Regions from separate parts of the Homo sapiens genome. Here region 2 is linked to region 1. A link is a loop called in an ENCODE intact Hi-C map of the cell type or tissue named here. Cell type or tissue: PC-3. All regions are shown on one strand. Links, peaks and the distances in the headings refer to the core of each region. The heading gives the core; the rest is flanking DNA. Region 1 overlaps RASSF3-DT (RASSF3 divergent transcript). Region 2 overlaps RASSF3 (Ras association domain family member 3).

What was found. A loop is a pair of places that touch in the nucleus more often than their neighbours do. Peaks named below come from ENCODE experiments on the same cell type or tissue, not always from the same donor. Only the 100,000 strongest peaks of a DNase experiment are listed, where the experiment ranks them.
Region 2: it touches region 1 in a loop (4-fold over the local background); 21 of 110 quality-filtered maps call a loop at or near these places.

What each region holds. Positions count from the first base shown.
Region 1 is chr12:64,595,298-64,605,146 of GRCh38, reverse strand. RASSF3-DT (RASSF3 divergent transcript) reads left to right here. Exons shown (of 2, transcript NR_187549.1): 2 at 5,931-6,069. It also overlaps a transcript of RASSF3 not described here. Among named protein-coding and RNA genes, the nearest start is that of RASSF3-DT, 9.2 kb to the left of the region's middle. In PC-3, for the core only: no CTCF peak of the experiment used is centred there; no DNase peak of the experiment used is centred there.
Region 2 is chr12:64,646,657-64,656,505 of GRCh38, reverse strand. The region is part of intron 1 of RASSF3 (Ras association domain family member 3); the gene reads right to left. Among named protein-coding and RNA genes, the nearest start is that of MIR548Z, 29 kb to the right of the region's middle. RefSeq lists a silencer at 3,984-4,161 and an enhancer at 8,036-8,759. In PC-3, for the core only: no CTCF peak of the experiment used is centred there; a DNase peak (open chromatin) is centred at 5,575; H3K27ac peaks cover 1,521 bases.

The sequences.
Region 1 (9,849 bases), core at 1,068-9,067:
GCTGAATGTGGTGGGTGCCTGCAATCCCAGCTACTCAGGAGGCTGAGGCAGAAGAATCACTTGAACCAGGGAGGTGGAGGTTGCAGTGAGCCGAGATGGCACCACTGTACTACAGCCTGGGCAACAGAGCAAGGCTCTGCCTAAAAAAAAAATAAAAATAAAATAAAATAAATTAAAAAAAAAATATATGACAAACTCAAAGATGATAGGAGTTGGTTACATGGCCGGGCACGGTGGCTCACGCCTGTAATCCCGGCACTTTGGGAGGCCGAGGCGGGCGGATCACAAGGTCAGGAGATCGAGACCACGGTGAAACCCCGTCTGTACTAAAAATACAAAAAATTAGCTGGGCACGGTGGCGGGCGCCTGTAGTCCCAGCTACTCGGGAGGCTGAGGCAGGAGAATGACGTGAACCCGGGAGGCGGAGCTTGCAGTGAGCCGAGATCGCGCCACTGCACTCCAGCCTGGGCGACACAGCAAGACTCCATCTCAAAAGAAAAAAAAAAAAAGAGTTGGTTACATCAGCCTGGTAGCTGGAGGACAGGCTCTTAATAGTTGAACCGATACAATCAGCGGCTGTTCTCTTTGGTCAGTGCCTATTGGCTGCAACTATCACCCTGGTTGCTTCCATTTTGTTCATGGCAATGACAGGAATAAATGGTATAATAACTGAAAGGCAATGTGTTTGGTTGTTAAGTATGTGGGGTGAGAAATCAGCCTGGGCTGGGCACAGTGGCTCACACCTGTAATCCTACCATTTGGAGAGGCTGAGGCAGGCAGATAGCTTGAACGCAGGAGTTGGAGACCAGCCTGGACAACATCACGAAACCCTGTCTCTACAAAAGATACAAAAATTAGCCGGGCATGGTGGTGTATGCCTGTAGTCCCAGCTACTCAAGAGGCTGAGGTGGGAGGATTGCTTGAGCCTGGGAGGTCAAGGCTACAGTGAGCCATGATCAGGCCACTGCACTCCAGCCTGGGCAACGGAGTCAAACCCTGTCTAAAAAAAAAAAAAAAGAAAACCTGTAATCCGAGCACTTTGGGAGGCTGAGGTGGGCAGATCATGAGGTCAGGAGATCGAGACCATCCTGGCCCACATGGTGAAACCCCATCTCTACTAAAAATACAAAAATGAGCTGGGCGTGGTGGCGTATGCCTATAGTCCCAGCTACTCAGGAGGCTGAGGCAGGAGAATCGCTTGAACCCAGGAGGCAGACATTGCAGTGAGCCAAGATCGTGCCACTGCACTCCAGCCTGGCGACAGAGCAAGACTCCATCTCAAAAAAGAAAAAGAAAAAAAAAAGGAAATCAGACTGCCTGTGTTCAAATGTGGGCTCAGATGGTGTGACCCACAGCATATTATCTAAACTGGTTAAACCTCAGTTCTACATCTGGAAAGGGAGGGTAATAAAATCTTACCTTATAGGATTCTTAAAGGGATTAAGTAAACTAAGACATGCAAAACATTGTGCCTGGCACATAATAAAAGCTCATGATGTTAGCTAATATGATTACGTATAAGGATAGTATTTCCATGTTTGGGCACATCCTCAATAATCAAGGAAAGGATGTGTTACCTGTGAGCCTGGAGGTAACCCCGGTTTATAGGACAAGGTGGGGGAGAAAAGCAAATGGCTTTTCCATCACTAGATTTGTCCATCCAACATATCTAGGACCTAATGAGCTGAAATATTTTGTGCAAAGGGCACTACCTGGTACGAGGACTGCAAGATAAACCCCATAGTTCGGTATCTGTGTCCAAGTGAATTTCATCATAGGCTTCTGCATTTCCTCATTACTGTGATAAGAACTGGCCAAGGGAAAGCATATACCTGATGAAAAAATCCTTGATCATCATAATCATGTTACCTTGTATCTCAGACCCTCAAAGCCCTTGACATTAATGCTTACTCTGACCAAGTCATAATTACCTTTCTCCTTTGAAAGATAAAGAAACAAACAACAACAACAACAAAAAAAAAAGTTAAAGAAACCAAACAGATAAATTGAAGAGCTACACTCCCAACTCTTTTTTTTTCTTTTTTTTTGAGACAGAGTTTTGCTCTGTCACCCAGACTGAAGTGCAGCAGTACGATCTCAGTCCACTGCAACCTCCGCCTCCCAGGTTCAAGCGATTCTCCTGCCTCAGCTTCCCAAGTAGCTGGGATTACAGGTGCCTGCCACCACGCCCAGCTAATTTTTGTATTTTTAGTAGAGATGTGGTTTCACCATGTTGGCGAGGCTGGTCTCAAACTCCTGACCTTGTGATCCACCCACCTTGGCCTCCCAAGTGCTGGGATTACAGGCGTGAGCCACCACGCCTGGCCTACACCCTGAGTTTGGGAGAGTAAAGAGTATAGGGAGAAATCCTTCTTTAGTTGTGAGGCTTTCTGTTTTCTCTTTCTTTCTTTCTTTTTTTCATTTTTAGAGATTGGATCTCACTATGTTGCCCAGGCTGGCCTCGAACTCCTGGGCTCAGCGTGGTGTATAGCTGGGACTACAGATTGTGTGTGCCACTGCTCCGAGCTGACTTTTTTTCATTTTTTTTTCTTTTTTCTTTTTTTTTTGAGATGGAGTCTCGCTCTGGCACCAGGCTGGAGTGTAGTGGCGTGATCTTAGCTCACTGCAACCTCCGCCTCCCGGGTTCAAGCAATTCCCCTGTCTCAGCCTCCAGAGTAGCTGGGACTACAGGTGTGCACCACCATGCCCAGCTAATTTTTTTTGTATTTTAGTAGAGATGGGGTTTCACCATGTTGGCCAGGATGGTCTCGATCTCCTGACCTCATGATTCACCCGCCTCAGCCTCCCAAAGTGCTGGGATTACAGGCGTGAGCCACCATGCCTGGCCCTGTTATAATATTTAAAAAAAAAAAATAGAGATGAGGTCTCACTATGTTTCCCAGGCTAGTCTCAAACTCCTGAGCTCAACCAATCCTCCCACCTCAACCTCCCAAAATGCCAGGATTGTAGACGTGAGCCACCACACCTGGCCTATGCATGGAATATTTCTTAATTTTTTTTTTTTTTTTTCTGAGACGAAGTCGCTCTGTCACCCAGGCTGGAGTGCAGTGACATGATCTCAGCTCACTGCAAGCTCTGACTCCCAGGTTCACCCCATTCTCCCGCCTCAGCCTCCCGAGTAGTTGGGACCACAGGCGCCCGCCACCACGCCCGGCTAATTTTTTGTATTTTTAGTAGAGACGGGGTTTCACCTTGTTAGCCAGGATGGTCTTGATCTCCTGACCTCGTGATCTGCCCGCCTCGGCCTCCCAAAGTGCGGGGATTACAGGCATGATCCACTGCACCCGGCCTTATATTTCTTAATTATTTTTAAGAGACAGAGTCTTGCTCTCTTGCCCAGGCTGGAGTGCAATGGCCTGATCACAGCTCACTGAAGCCTCCCCCTCCCAGGGTCAAGGGACCTTCCCACCTCGGCCTCCTGAGTAGCTGGGACTACAGGCACGCACCATCACGCCAGCTAATTTTTTGTAGAGACGGGGTCCCTCCATGTTGCCCAGGCTGGTCTCAAATTCCTGGGCTCTAGCAATCCACCCACCTCAGCCTCCCATAGTGCTGGGGTTACAGGCCAAGCCCAGTCATATTCTTAATTTTATAGTAAAATAAACTGAAAGGCAGATGGTAATTGAAATTTTTTAAACAACTACATTTTAATACTATGAGGATCTTCATCCATAGATGATGGCGTTAGAGCAGGGCCTCAGACCTAAAGCTTCTGAAAACTTAAGTCATGGTAGTAAAGCAGACTCTCACGAACAATTTTGTAGAAAATATTTTGTTTTGAAATAGCAATAACTACTAGAATGGTTTCTATTTTTTAAATTTTTTATTACATATTTTTAAGACAAGGTCTCACTCTGTCACCTAGGCTGAGTGCAGTGGCAGGATCATGGCTCACTATAGCTTCAACCTCCCAGGTTCAATTGATCCTTCTGCTTCAGCCTCCCGAGTAGCTGGGACTACAGGCGTGTGTCACCATGCCCAGCTGATTTATTTATTTATTTATTGAGGCATGGTCTGCCTGTGTTGCCCAGGCTGGTCTCAAGCTACTGAGCTCCAGCAGTCCTCCTACTGTGGCCTCCCAAAGTGTTCGGAGTACAGACATGAGCCACTGCACCCAGCCTAAAATAGTTTAAATAAGGCCTAGATGGATAAAAATAGAATATGACCCTGTTTTGGGCACTATGGAAGGTTACAATGACATTAAGAGAAGACTGAAGAAAGGAGAAAGCAATATAGCACCTCTATATCTAAAAACTGATTTCCCATAGTAATCGAATCAGAAAAAGACAGAAATCAATTTAAGCCTGAGAAACCAAATATAGTAACAATGTTTTAAAACTCTAAGTTATAGCTTCATAAATAAAAAATTCTAAAACCACACAAAACCACTGGGGTCTAAGATGTCTGTTGGTAATTTCCACTTACTATTATTACGTACATATAGGTCACAGTTAAAAATTTTTGTTAATTCTTTCAGTCACGCTACAAAGATGATGCATATATGGTGAATGGAAGCAGTGGAGAATTCTAGCTTCCCTCAAATGAGAAAGAAAAAAAACAAAATCCAAACTTCAACATTTGGATCTTTTTGGCAAAGATATAGGACTCCCAAAGGGCATTTGAAACTAAAAATTAATTAGGCAGGTTGTTCCTCAAATAGTTGGGAAATTTACCGAGTAAACACACATACTGTTTGCTCAGTATGTTTAATGAGTTTGCTCATTAAAGTACTAGTTTATTCATGTCCAATGAAAGAAAGCCCACAGGGGGGACAAAAACCTGAAGAGCAGTTGGTGGTGATGTGTGTGCGTATGTCTGTGTGTGTTTGTGTGTGTTTTGAGATGGATTTCCCATGCTGCCCAGCCTGGTCTGGAACTCCTGGATGTAAGCAATCCTGCCTCTACCTCCAAAGGTGCTGGGATTACAGATGCATGCCACTGTGCCTGGCTAGTTGTTTGTTTGTTTTTTTAACTTCTGAGATATTTTTTCTAGAAAAGACCCCTCAGATAAGGAAAAAAGATTAATTCATTGAACATTTTTTGACCTCTTACTGTGTATCAGGCACTATTCTTTTTTTTTTTTTTTTTTTTTTGAGATGGAGTCTCTCTCTCTCTCGCCCAGGCTGGGGTGCAGTGGCGCGATCTTGGCTCACCGCAAGCTCCGCCTCCTGGGTTCACGCCATTCTCCTTCCTCAGCCTCCCGAGGAGCTGGGACTACAGGCGCCCGCCACCACGCCCGGCTAATTTTTTGTATTTTTAGTAGAGACGGGGTTTCACCGTGTTAGCCAGGATGGTCTCGATCTCCTGACCTCGTGATTCACCCGCCTCAGCCTCCCAAAGTGCTGGGATTACAGGCGTGAGCCACCGCGCCCGGCTTATCAGGCAGTATTTTGAGCGCTCCTAAACTCATTTAATCCTCCTAACACTTCTCATCTTCCCCTGGAAGCGTGGCATAGACTTTACAACGGCAAGCGGCAAGGCAGCCCGAGCTCCCACGTTCACCCTCCTGATCACTACACTACACAGCCTTCGGGCTCAGCCAACCTAGGGTGAGAGGAGTGTCAGACAACTTCAGAGGAAACCACAAGGGTTTCCAGCCACAAATGATTTGCAGTGAATTGATTTGAAATATGTTATTAGAGAGTGTCTTTGTGTGACAGAGATTGTATTCGAGGTTTTTAAATGAGAGAAAAGATTATTTTTATTCAATTGTCTGGGACATTGAACTTTCCAACATTGATTTTGATCAGTCCTTGCAATTAATTTGTGCTCCCTACCCCCACGCTTCTGCTAAGGGCTTTTAGCCATCTATCCCTTAGTTTGAATACAGGTAGGGAGATCCTGAACTTTTTTTGCCATGAGGCATTGACCATGATTATGACCCATCCATAGTGATATTATGTCTTACAGGGGCTTCTAGAAGCAGAGCTGAGGCTGGGAGATTAATGCTGTCCTCAAAGTGAAGAGTCACCACTACTTGTCAAGTCATGTCATCTCTGCAGCCACGTGCATTTTGTAAACTGGGAAGAATAAACAGACATTTCTGACATTTTTGCTTGAGATTTAACCTCAGCGCGTCAAGAGATAGAGAGGGGAACAGAAATAAATAAAATGTGGCTAAATAAGGACTGTTTATCACAAACACAAGGCAGAGATCTGGTGACCATATCTGACTTTGAAATCTGTGTCTCCAGGAAGAGGAACATCACACACCAGGGCCTGATGTGGGGTGGGGGGAGGGGGGAGGGATAGCATTAGGAGATATACCTAATGTAAATGACGAGTTAATGGTTGCAGCACACCAACGTGGTACACGTATACATATGTAACAAACCTGCACGTTGTGCACATGTACCCTAGAACTTAAAGTATAATTTAAAAAAAAAAAAGAAATCTGTGTCTCATGACAACAGCTTTAGGAAAATAGAAATGCTTTTTTGTTCAAGAAAGGCATTCCAGGGAGAAATTGAGCCTTCTTAATAAATACAAGTAAGAGACCTAACAGTGCCCTCAGAATTTCTGTGGAGGCCTTAGTGGTAGCCTAAGCTGGGCTGCATAAATTGTCCATATCAAAGGAAAATTGCTGATGGATATAATTCAGCAATTGTTCTCCCTTGTTCCCTGCTGTGCTATATCCATGCCATAGCTATAGCTACATCCACTCTTTCACTACCTTAAGTACTGAGATCTTATTATATGCATAGCACCATGGAAACTGGGTAAGACATAAAAGAAGAGTTAGATAGATTTCTGGCCTTCAAAACCTTATAAACTAGTTAACGAAAAAAATATTCCCCATAGAACAATTATGTAATGATAACAGACTGTGATTACCCAATCAATAAACCTGTGAAGAATGTGTCAAAATATAAGCCAAAGTCAGAAGAATGTGATAAGATTTGGTCAAGGGCCGGGCAAGGTGGCTCACGCCTGTAATCCCAGCACTTTGAGAGGCCAAAGTGGGCAAGTCACTTGAGGTCAGGAGTTCTAGGTCAGCTTGGCCAACATGGTGAAACCCCATCTCTACTAAAAATACAAAAAAATTAGCTGGGCATGGTGGCTTGTGCCTGTAATCCCAGCTACTCGGGAGGTGTGGAAGGAGAATTGCTTGAACCCGGGAGGCAGAGGTTGCAGTAAACTGAGATTGCACCACTGCACTCCAGCCTGGGTGACAGAGTGAGACTCTGTCTCAAAACAAAATAAATAAAAGATTTGGTCAGGAAGCCTTCAAAGGAGGTGGGATTTAGTTTGATTCTTAAAGGAGAAGGATACGTAAGAGGAATAGAATAGGAAGTTCAGGGAGAAGACAGGTCACTAGCAAAAACTTAAGCACAATCTATTTGCCTGCTAAATCAAACACTTAAAATAGGCTAGGTGTGGTTGGCGCATGCCTGTAATCCCGGCACTTTGGGAGGCTAAGGTGGGTGGATCACCTGAGGTCAGGAGTTCGAGACCAGCCTGGGCAACATGGTGAAACCCCATCTCTACTAAAAATACAAAAATTAGCCAGGCGTGGTGGTGCACGACTGTAAATCCCAGCCACTAGGAAGGCTGAGGCAGGAGAATCACTTGAACCTGGGAGGGAAAGGTTGCAGTGAGCTGAGATTGTGACACTGCACTCCAGCCTGGGCAATAGAGCGAGACTCTGTCTCAAAATAAAAATAAAAATAAAATAAATAAAATAAAAAATAAAATAGGCCGGGTGCCATGGCTCATGCCTGTAATCCCAACATTTTGGGAGGGTGAGGCAGGTGGATCACGAGGTCAGGAAATTGAGACCAGCCTGGCCAACATGGTGAAACTCTGTCTCTACTAAAAATACAAAAATTAGCTGGGTACGGTGGTGCATGCCTGCAATCCCAGCTACTCGAGGGGCTGAGGAAGGAGAACTGCTTGAACCCAGGAGGTGGAGGTTGCAGTGAGCGAAGATCGAGCCACTGCACTCCAGTCTGGGCAACAGAGCAAGGCTCCATCTCAGGAAAAAAATTAAAAAATAAAATAAAATGGAGAAAAATTGACCAGATATGTGAAGGCCAACGTGTTAAAAAAAAATACACTGAGGCTGGGTGCGGTGGCTCACGCCTGTAATCCTAGCATTGTAGGAGGCCGAAGTGGGTGGATCACCTGAGGTTGAGAGTTCGAGATCAGCCTGGGTGGATCACCTGAGGTTGAGAGTTCGAGATCAGCCTGACCAACATGGAGAAACCCGATCTCTACTAAAAATACAAAATTAACCGGGTGTGGTGGCACATGCCTGTAATCCCAGCTACTTGGGAGGCTGAAGCAGGAGAATCACTTGAGCCTGGGAGGTGGAGGTTGCGGTGAGCTGAGATCACGCCATTGCACTCCAGCCTGGGCAACAAGAGCAAAACTCCGTCTCAAAAAAATATATATATATATACTGAAGAGTTAAGATTTTATCTGCAGGGAATTTGGGAACTAGTGGAGTCAGGGCATGACATGAAGAAAAGAGTGTTGGGGCATGGGGTGAGGGTGGAGGGCTGTGTTGTAACACCAACTGGGAAGGATCAGACAAACAAGCTCTGACCATAGTTTGTGAAACTTCCTGTCATTTAGCGAGGGACACATGCAGTGCACAGGATGAGCACTTGTTGGGCACTGGGAAATTTAACTCCAAATCCTTGAACATCACTGGTGCCATGCTTGTACAGCCTGCAGAACTGTGAGCCAAATAAACCTCTTTTCTTCACAAATTTTGCAATTTCGGGTTTCCTTTATAGCAACACAAAACAGACTAACACAGGAGCCAAGGGAGAGCTTTCCCCTTGTCCCTCTGAAGGTTTGCCAAAAAATCAACTAGCATAAGGTAGATTAACTGAAGAAAAGGCAAACAAATTTATTTAACGTGTATACACGAGAGCCTTCAGAATGAAGACTCAAAAGTACAGGGGAAAATGTCCATTTTATGCTTGGGTTCAACAAAGCACAGAGAGCCATGTAAAAATATAATTGGACAAAAAGGGTCTGATCAAATGCTAGTAGACTGAGTGGGGAAACCCAGCAAGGCCTGTCTGCCTAGATTCTTCCTGGCCTCTCTGAGCATGCATTCCTTCCTTCTGGGTTTGGGGCAGGACCCTTGTTGACCTACAGTCAAACAAGTTAGGTCAGGTGATTTCTTTATGGATAGCTTTTACAAAGAAAGGGGGAGGGAAAGTCTGGGTAATATTTTTAGGTTTTATGGCTGGCTTTGGAGAAAAGGGGTTCTGGTTTCTATGACCTGCCTTGGGGAAGAGAGATTCTAGTTTCGATGACTAGACTTGAGGGAGAATGGGATTGAGAGAAAGGAGGACAGGAAAAGGTCAGAGAAAAACTTTTGCTTCTTAGGCTGCTTCTGAAACCCTCATTTTGGGGTATTGTTTTATGAGCCCTAATAGTTCAAAAACAATCAAACACATTTCAGTCTTCCACTAAGCTTGCAAGGTTCCTGTGATGTGGGTAGTGTAGAAGAAGAAACTTTTCCCTGCATCCTCTTAGGTTCTGTACATGGAGGCCTACAAATTAGATTGACAAAAAACAAATTAACAGGAGAAAAAGATGTATTACATACGCATATGGGAACTTCACAGAAAAAGGAATGAAAGCACAAAGATGCAAATATTCCCCAGGGTTTATATATCATTTAATAAGTCCTGGAGAAGGTGGTTTTGGACTTCCAGGTGCAGGGGGAAGTAGGTTTGGGGAAGATGACTAGGAAATGTGTGGTGTATAAGAGTTGTTTTGTAAGATTTGTTATGAAGAAGCTGGGTGCAGTGACTCATGCCTGTAATCCCAGCACTTTGGGAGGCCGAGGCGGGCTGATCACTTGAGG
Region 2 (9,849 bases), core at 603-8,602, 52 kb before region 1:
AACTTTGGAATCTTTTCAGCACTGCAAATTCATTAACAGCATTTTTTAAGCATCACTGAGATATAACTCACATAACATAAAATTCACCCATAAGTATACAATTAAATGGTTTTACTATATTCACAAAGTTGCACAACCATCTCTATTTTCATCAACCCACAAAGAAACCCCAGGCCCACTAGTAGTCACAGCCCCATAGCCCACTCCTGCCCAATAATATGTTTTTAAGCTTTATAATCTAGCTGACAAATATTCATATACTCCTACATGTCCCACAGTACATAGCAAGTACTTAAGAGTCCAATAAACACATCCACTACTATCAAATGCATATATACATATATCACAAATAATCTAAAAAATAATTCTTTCTAGTAAACCTCATGTTCAGAAATTTTGTTATTAGGCATATCCCAATTAACCTGAGATCCAAGTTAGGGGAATAAAAAGGATTTATAATTTTTTTTTTTTTTTTTTCTGAGACAAAGTCTCACTCTGTTGCCCAAGCTGGAGTACAGTGGCACTGTGTCAGCTCACTGCAACCTCCATCTCCTGGGTTTAAGCAATTTTCCTGCCTTAGCCTCCCAAGTAGCCAGGATTACAGGCACCCACAATCACGCCCGGCTAATTTTCATATTTTTAGTAGAGACAGGGTTTCACCATGTTAGCCAGGCTGGTCTCGAACTCCTGACCTCACGTGATCCGCCCGCCTCGGCCTCCCAAAGTGCTGGAATTACAGGCGTGAGCTACTGCACCCGGCCCAAATTTATGATATTTTTAAGACTAGATGTATGCTCCTGAAATGGTAGCATTTTTTTTGTTTGTTTTGGTTTTTATCTTATACAATTAAAACAATTTAAAAGAAGTAACAGTGACTAAGATATGCATTTCAAGACCAGGCATGGTGGTTCACACCTGTAATCCCAATAATTTGGGAGGCCGAGGCAGGAGGATCACTTAAGGCCAGGAGTTTGAGACAGCCTGGGCAACATACTGAGACCCTGTCTCTATTTTTTGAAAAAAAGGAAAAAAAAATATATATGTATGTTATGCATTTCAGGAGAGGGCTCTCCTTTAGGACATCAGGGCTCTTCTTGCTGTCTCATGGGCAAACTATGTCTGTACACCTGCTTTACGCAGATTCCTGCCTCTCTCTTATCAAAGAAACCATGTACAGACGATTACACAACACTTCGTTATGTGTATTTTTGAAAATCCTGATGTTGCATCCTCTTAAATGAAGCAATGAAGACACAGTATATCACAGGCCTTCAAAAAGGTAAATTATTTACTTATCATCACAGACAGCTAAATACTAAACTAAAAACTGATGAGCATTACATGGATTTAAAACTTCTACAGATCTATAACAGTGCAGCTTAGAGGAAAACCTGTACTTCCTCCATAAAGCAGTTTTGAATTAAAGCTCTCCCCTTGCACTCACTCCACTTTGGAGCTGATTTGTCTTGGGATACGTACTGGTGTAATGAGTTCTTGATAGTCAGTAAATCACAGCATACATGCAAGGAACAAAGGAGAAAATGAAATCATTTACTTGGAGATGAGAGAAGTCAACTTTATCAGTGAATTCATTCTATTTTATTTTATTTTACATTGTATTTTATTTTATTTATTTTATTTTGACAGAGTCTCGTTCCGTCAACCCAGGCTGGAGTGCAGTGGCATGATCTCGGCTCACTGCAACTTCCGCCTCCCAGGTTCAAGGGATCCTCATGCCAAGGCCTCCTGAGTAGCTGGGATTACAGGTGTGTGCCACCACACGTGGCTAATTTTTGTATTTTTAGTAGAGATGAGGTTTCACCATGTTGGCCAGGCTGGCTTCCCCCCACCCCCCCCCCCCCGCAAAGAAACACGGTCTCACTATATTGCCCAAGCTGGTCTCAAACCCCTGGGTTCAAGCGATCCACCCACCTCAGCCTCCCAAAATGCTGAGATTGCAGGCAGAAGCCACCGTGCCCAGCCACGGTGAATTAGTTCTAAGTGGAATACAGAGTTTTAACTAAAATTTGGCAGATTATGGGGCCGGGGCAGTGGTTCATGCCTTTAAACCTAGCACTTTGGGAGGCCAAGGCGGGCGGATCACTTGAGGTCAGGAGTTCGAGACCAGCCTGGACAACATGGCAAAACCCCATCTGTACTAAAAATAGCAAAAGAAAAAAAAAATTAGCTGGGCGTGGTGGTGCATGCCTGTAATCCCAGCTACTCAGGAGGCTGAGGCAGAAGAATCTCTTGAACCTAGGAGACAGAGGTTGCAGTGAGCCGAGATTGCACCACTGCATTCCAGCCTGGGTGACAGAGCAAGACTCTGTCTCAAAAAAATAAAAATAAAAATTAGTCAGATTATGGGCAAGATTACTGTGCCAAAGTAGAAATGACTCTTCTCAGTGCTACCAAATTAATTCTAGTCAGAATCAGAGTGGGGAGAACAGAGGAAAAACTGGCAAACTGACACTGAAGCAACATCATCCTTTTCCAAACCAGACTTGCCTGTGCCCCATGGAGAAGGGGATCCACTAACAGCCCACCACCAACCCGGTGATTCTTGAGGGCCAGCCTCCAAGCTGGGTCCCATGGCCACCATCCCGCAGGCAGTGCTCTCTAGATACACTACTGGAGAGCTGTTAAAGACACCGTTAAGGGCTGAGCGCAGTGGCCCACGCTGTAATCCCAGCACTTTGGGAGGCCAAGGCAGGAGAATTGCTAAGGCCCAAGAATTCAAGACCAGCCTAAGCAACACGGTAAGATTCCATCTCTACAGAAAATTTTAATTGACATGGGAGTGCCAGCTACTAGGGAAGCTGAGGCAGGAGGATCACTTGGGCCCAGGAGGTGAAGGCTGCTCCAATGAGCCATGTTTGCGCCAATGCACTCCAGCCTGGGTAACAAGGCAAGACTCAGTCTCAAAAAAAAAAAAAGATACTGCTGAATATTGATTTGTGTCCTCCCAAAAATCATATGTTGAAGTCCTAACTCCCAATAACTCAGAATGTGATCTTCTCTGGAGACAGGGTCTTTATAGAGGTCATCAAGTTAAAATGTTAAGGCTATCAGCATGGTTCCTAATGCAATATAACTGATGTCCCTAAGAAAAGGGGATATTAGGCCAGGTGTGATGGGTCAGTCATGCCTGTAATCCCAGCATTTTGGGAGGCTGAAGTGGGAGGATTACTTGAGGTCAGGAATTTGAGACCAGCCAGGGCAATACAGTGAGATCCCCATCTCCACAAAAATTTTAAAACATAAAAAAATTAGCAAGGCCTGGTGGCACATGCCTATAGTCCCAGCTACCTCAGGAGGCTGAGGCAGGAAGATCAGTTGAGCCTGGAAGATCAAGGCTGCAACGATTCATGATCACACCACTGTACTCCAACCTGGGTGACACAGTGAGACCCTATCTCAAAAGAGAAGGGGAAATTCGGACACAGACATGTACAGAGAGAAGATGACGTAAAGATACTGGGTGAAGACAATCATGTATAAACCAATGAGAGAGGCCTGGGACAGATCCTTCCCTCCTAACCCTCAGAAGGAAGCCACCCTGCCAACATCTTAATCCAGAACTTATAGCCCCCAGAGCTGTGAGACAACACATTTCTGTTGTTTAAGCTGCCTTGTTTGTGGTGCTTTGTCAAGGCAAACTAACACAGACAAGATTTTACATGTAAATAGAATTATACTGCAAATCATATACTGAAACAAAATCAACATTTCCCAAGTTCCACATAATTAGAAAATAATAAGAGTGTGATTACTGCAGTAACCACTACATAATTCCATCATATATTCAAGGAACTCTCTTAGAAGCAAGATGAAGCAAAAAACAACACTGAATTAAGAGCAAGAATCCTCATTCATCTCTGGATTGGACACTCCCAGAGTGTGCTCAAGCACCAGCTGAACAATTAAATTAACCCATCTGTTTCCTCTACAGGATGGAAACAATGTCTATAAAATCACAGTCCTCGAGCCAAGCCTGGTCCAAGCTACTCAGGAGGCTGAGGCATGAGGCTCTCTGGAGTTTGAGGTCAGCCTGGACAACAACAGTCTAAGTAAGAAAGAGGAGGGGGGGAGGGGGAGGGGGAGAAAAAAACACCTTTGCAGTCCTCAGACGTGTTTAAAAAAAAAGCCCAAACACCTGCGATGGCCATGAAGAAAGCACTGTGCTACAGAACACACTGAAAGATACAGAAAGTTTATCAATGAACATTGTCTTTAAAGCAAAATTAAGTATAATATCTATTAAGAAGATTACATTATTCAAGCAATGTAAAACTACAATGTTAATTTTGCCATTAGAACCTCAGCCCTCTAATTTAGAGCCAAAATACCATCCTTCCTCATCTCTATTCAACAAGGAAATAACCAATATATTGCAAAATATGGTAATCTATTATAACACCTTAACACCAACTAGTCTGTTGTAAATTTCAAAATTATTGCCTTAGCACGTCTAATAATTCCAAATAAGAATATCTAGTAATTAATACATAAGAGTCACCAAGCCTACAATTAAACATTAAATGGAGCTGGGCGAGGTGGCTCATGTCTGTTATCCCAGCACTTTGGGAGGCCAAGGCAGGAGGATTGCTTGAGCCCAGTCTGAGAACAGCCTGGGCAACATGGTGAAACCCCATGTCTACAGAAAAATGCAAGAATTAGCCAGGTGTGGTGGCGTGCACATGTGGTCCCAGCTACTCAGGAGATTGAGGGTGAAGGATCACCTGAGCCTGGGAAGTCGAGGTTGCAGTGAGCTGTGACTGCACCCCTGCACTCCATCCTGGGTAACAGTGAGACCATGTCTCAACAAACAAAAACAACAACAACCAGCCAGGCATGGTGGCTTATGCCTGTAATCCCAGCACTCTGGGAGGCCGAGGAGGGTGAATCACTTGAGGTCAGGAGTTCAAGACCAGCCTGGCCAACATGGTGAAACACTGCCTCTACTAAAAATTCAAAAATCACCCGGGTGTGGTGGCAGGCGCCTGTAATCCCAGCTACATGGGAGGCTGAGGCAAGAGAATCACTTGAACCCGGGAGGTTGGAGGTTGCAGTGAGCCAGTATCAAGCCACTGCACTCCAGTCTGGGCAACAGAGTGAGACTTCATCTCAAAAATAAAAACAAAAACATTAAGTGGGCAACCTTAAAAATAACTTCTTAACATATGTTAACATACGCATCTCCAGGCACCATTGTCATTATCATTTTTATTGTCTCTCCACATATCTTGGGACTTAAACTAGGTAAGCTACAAAATTTCCTGACATTTAGTTGTAACTAAATTTTTTTTTAAAAGAGGGGACACGAGAGAGGCACAGCCCATTAAGACACTGATTTTTCTATTACTAGATGTGTCTGAAATGCAGTAACATATCCTTAGTAAGTCAGCTCTGTATATGGTCATATGGCACTTTCAAACACTAATCTCAAATCTATTTATATCAAATGCAGCCAAGCACACACAGCAAACAGATCTTGGAAACCACTTTACAAGCCTGTAAGAAATCAGTGTTGGTCACAGTAGAGGCAAAAGGCAAAGAGCCAGCCATACAATCGCGCATGCACAAGTCATAAAGTTTATAGCAAAGTGTGACTAAAAGTAAATACTCGGTGCAAGGGTTTTCCAATGAGGATGATACAGCTTAGGCAAAAATGTGTAAGATTCAACACGAAACATCTAAGACAGCAATTCCCTTTAGTGAAACCATTGTTTAAGGTACAGGAAAAGACTTTTTTTAAGACTCCTAAAAATCCTTTAGAAATAAACAACTCGGCCAGGCGCGGTGGCTCACGCCTGTAATCCCAGCACTTTGGAAGTCCAAGGCGGGCAGATCACAAGGTCAGGAGTTCGAGACCAGTCTGGCCAACATAGTGAAACCCCGTCTCTACTAAAAATACAAAAAATTAGCTGGGTGTGGTGGCGCGCACCTGTAATCCCAGCTACTTAGAAGGCTGAGGCAGAAGAATCCCGTGAACCTGGGAGGCAGAGGTTGCAGTGAACCCAGACTTGCACCATTGCACTCCAGCCCAGGTAACAGTGCAAGACTCTGTCTCAAAAAAAAAAAAAAAAAAAAAAAAGGAAAAAAAAAGAAACACCTCCTGGCTGAGGACAACTATCACTGAGGTCATCACTGAGCACAGCACAAAGGTCCTATCAAGGACCTGTCAAGGTCCTGTCATGGCAGCGCTGCTTCAGGCTTGCCTTGAGGCACTGCTTCCTCTTTGGCATGGAGATAATCGAATTTGTTTATCAAATTGGCCAATGACATCTGGGAGGGTAAGCCAGATCACAGGCTCAAACAGGGTGAATCCAAGATAGAATTAAAGGCACATTTAAAGTTTATACTGGGGATCCCCTGTCCCTGCCCCTGCAAATACATGCGTGTATCATCTACATGACAAGAGACAAATAAATGGTCCCACTAAACAATGCTGGTGCGTAAATTTGGGGTTGCCTTATTTGAAAAGCAATACTGGCAAAGAGCAACAGTTCAGAGGGAATCATAACAAAGGCTCTGAAAACTACACAAGAGCATACTGGGGATGTTAGTGTGGGAAAAAGGAAAACTGGGAGAAACAGTAAAAAGTGTCTTTATAATCGTAAAGAATATCATGTATAGGGTGGGCTGGCCTTGTGCTCCCTGCAAGGCCCACACTGTGAAAGCTATTCAGGGAGACCGTTTAGTTTATTTCACCAAAGAGCTTTTCTGATCCTCAAAATTGCCCACAAATGGCTTGCCCAAAGAAGTTGGCACACTCTTTGTTTTGGAAGTGTTAAGCATGACGACTTTGGAAACAAGATCTTTTCGAGACATTTGACACTGATAACTTGGCTATCGAGACGGCATGATTTTTCCTGAGTTCCCTGAGAACTCAGAGATATGACTATGTCCTAACCGGGTACCCTAGGACCATTTTCCTCACTGCTTCTTACCTGCAGAGTGGGCAGAGAATATGCACTAGAAGCCAAGGTGCTTTTAAAAATCCAGATGGCTGGCCAGGCGCAGTGGCTCATGCCTGTAATCCCAACACTTTCGGAGGCCAAGGCAGACGGATCACAAGGTCAGGAGATTGAGACCATCCTGGCTAACACGGTGAAACCCTGTCTCTACTAAAAATACGAAAAATTAGCCGGGTGTGGTGGCGGGTGCCTGTAGTCCCAGCTACTCCAGAGGCTGAGGCAGGAGAATGGAGTGAACCCGGGAGGCGGAGCTTGCAGTGAGCCGAGATCGCGCCACTGCACTCCAGCCTGGGCGACAGAGCGAGACTCCATCCCAAAAAAAGAAAAAAAAAAACCCAGATGGCTGCTGAGACCCCAAGAACACCAATTAGAAGCTCCAGGGTCAGACCAAGCCAGAGGGTTTTCAAGAGCTGTATGAGTAGCTGGACTCATTCCTTTACTTTAATCCCAGCACCCTGAGAGGCCAAGGCAGGAGGATCGCTTGAGGCCATGAGTTTGAGACCAGCTGGGCAACATAATGAGACCCTGTCTCTACAAAACATTTTTTAAATCATTAGCCGGGCATGGTGGCACACACCTATAGTCCTAGCTACTCGGTAGGCTGAGGGGTGAGGATCACCTGAGTCCAGAAGTTGGAGGTTACAGTAAGCCAACACTGTACTACTGCACTCCAGCCTGGGTAACAGATCGAGCCCCTATCTCTAAAAAAAAAAAAAAAAAAAATCAATGTAAAAACAAGAAGCTTGGCCGGGCTTGGTGGCTCATCCTTGTAATCCCAGCACTTTGGGAGGTCGAGGCAGGCGGATCACAAGGTCAAGAGATCGAGACCATCCTGGCTAACATGATGAAACCCCGTCTCTACTAAAAATACAAAAATTAGCTGGGTGTTGTGGCGCATGCCTGTAGTCCCAGCTACTTGGGAGGCTGAGGCAGGATAATCGCTTGAATCCAGGAGGTGGAGGTTGCAGTGAGCCAGGAACGTGCTCCATCTCAAAAAAAAAAAAAGCTTTATGAGTGATTCTGACACCACACCCACCGCTGGTTAACCCACTATGCCCTAGAGCTCTAGCCGGGAGCCTCTGTCTATTCCCATAGCTCCTACAACCAGTTTTGTGAGTCCCATGTCCATTTTCTCCAGCCCAGATATACCTCCCAGCTAGCCTTCAGTCCCACATGATGGACATCCTACTGCAAGTTCTCCATCAGCCTCTCCACCTCCACATGCTGCCACACCACTGCCCAACTAATCGTCCAGCGGGAAATGCCTCAAAAGGCCACAAGGCCTGACATTCAAGAGTCTCCCTGACCTGGTCCAAATCTGGGGCCACCTACTCACTAAGTTTATGCCTGTCACACATGTACCCACCAAACAGAAGTATCTGCAATTTGAGGCACAAATTCTATCTCCACCCACTGGCCCAACTCCTAGTGTTCACATGTCTATGATCCAGCCACTTTGCAAAGCACAGCTCAAACATCTTCTGCTACACAAAGGCTGGTACCACCAACAGCCCCAGCACTTCCTCAGGACCTGTCCTCTGTACTTTCCATAGATGTCATGGCTGAACATATGCATTTCTAATCTTGGGTGCTATACACAGTGCTCTTGAAGGTTGGACCTATTTCTCATTTATTCTATTTTATAAGCCTCAAAGGGCCTAAAAACAACCTTGGGAGGCTGGGGACAGTGGCTCATGCCTGTAACCCCAGCACTTTGGGAGGCTGAGATGGGAGGACTGCTTGAGCCCAGGAGTTGGAGACCATCCTGGGCAACAGGGCAAAACCCTGTCTCTATAAAAAAAAATACAAGGCCGGGGCCGGGCGCGGTGGTTCATGCCTGTAATCCCAGCACTTTGGGAGGCCGAGGTGGGCAAATCATGAGGTCAGGAATTCGAGACCAGCCTGGCCAACATGGTGAAACCCCGTCTCTACTAAAAAATACAAAAAATTAGCCGGGCGTGGTGGTGGATGCCTGTAATCCCAGCTACTCTGGAGACTGAGACAGGAGAATCACTTGAAATCGGGAGGCGGAGGTTGCAGTGAGCCAAGATCATGCCATTGCACTCCAGCCTGGGCAACAGTGCAAGACCCCGTCTCACCAAAAAAAAAAAAAGAAAAAAAAATTAGCCGAGCATGGTGGTGTGTGCCTGCAATCCCAGCTGCTCAGGAAGATCACTTGAGCCTGGGAGGCTGAGCCTGCAGTGAGCCATGATCGTGCCACGGCACTCCAGTCTTGGTGACAGAGTGAGGCTCTGTCTTAAAAAAAATAAAATAAATAAATAAATAAATAAAACCCTTGCTGAGAAAAACAACTATGGGTTTCATTTATCTTTTACCAGAACTGGGGTGCCAGGAGGTGGAGGGATTCTCAGTTTAAAAGATAAAAGAAATTGGGTTAGTAAATCCTAACTACATAGAGATCATTTTTATTAATAATCATAAGAAAGGGGCCTAATTCCATCCTTTGTAGTTAGACAGACCTAGATTAAAATTCTAGCTTCTGCACTTACTAGCTAGATAAACTTGGGCAAATTACTTAACCTCTCAAAGCTTTAGCTTCTTCATCTATAAAATGGGGATAGCAAAGATACATATACTTTATTGGGTCATGATAGAAAGTAAATGAACTAAGGAATACAAATCACTTCTCACAGAGCCTGACCCAGAGGAGGCCCTCAGTAACCGCTACAGTTGTTATTATTACCAGATCTGCAAAATGTACACACAGGCATATTATTCCTGGGTCTTTCACTCTATTTCAACAGAAAAAAAAAAAAAATGGAGAGAGAAACCAAACACTGATCCCTTTTGAAGTATGAGGTTTTCCATAGGAATTTGCAGTGATTTTTTAATATTTCAGCATGAATAT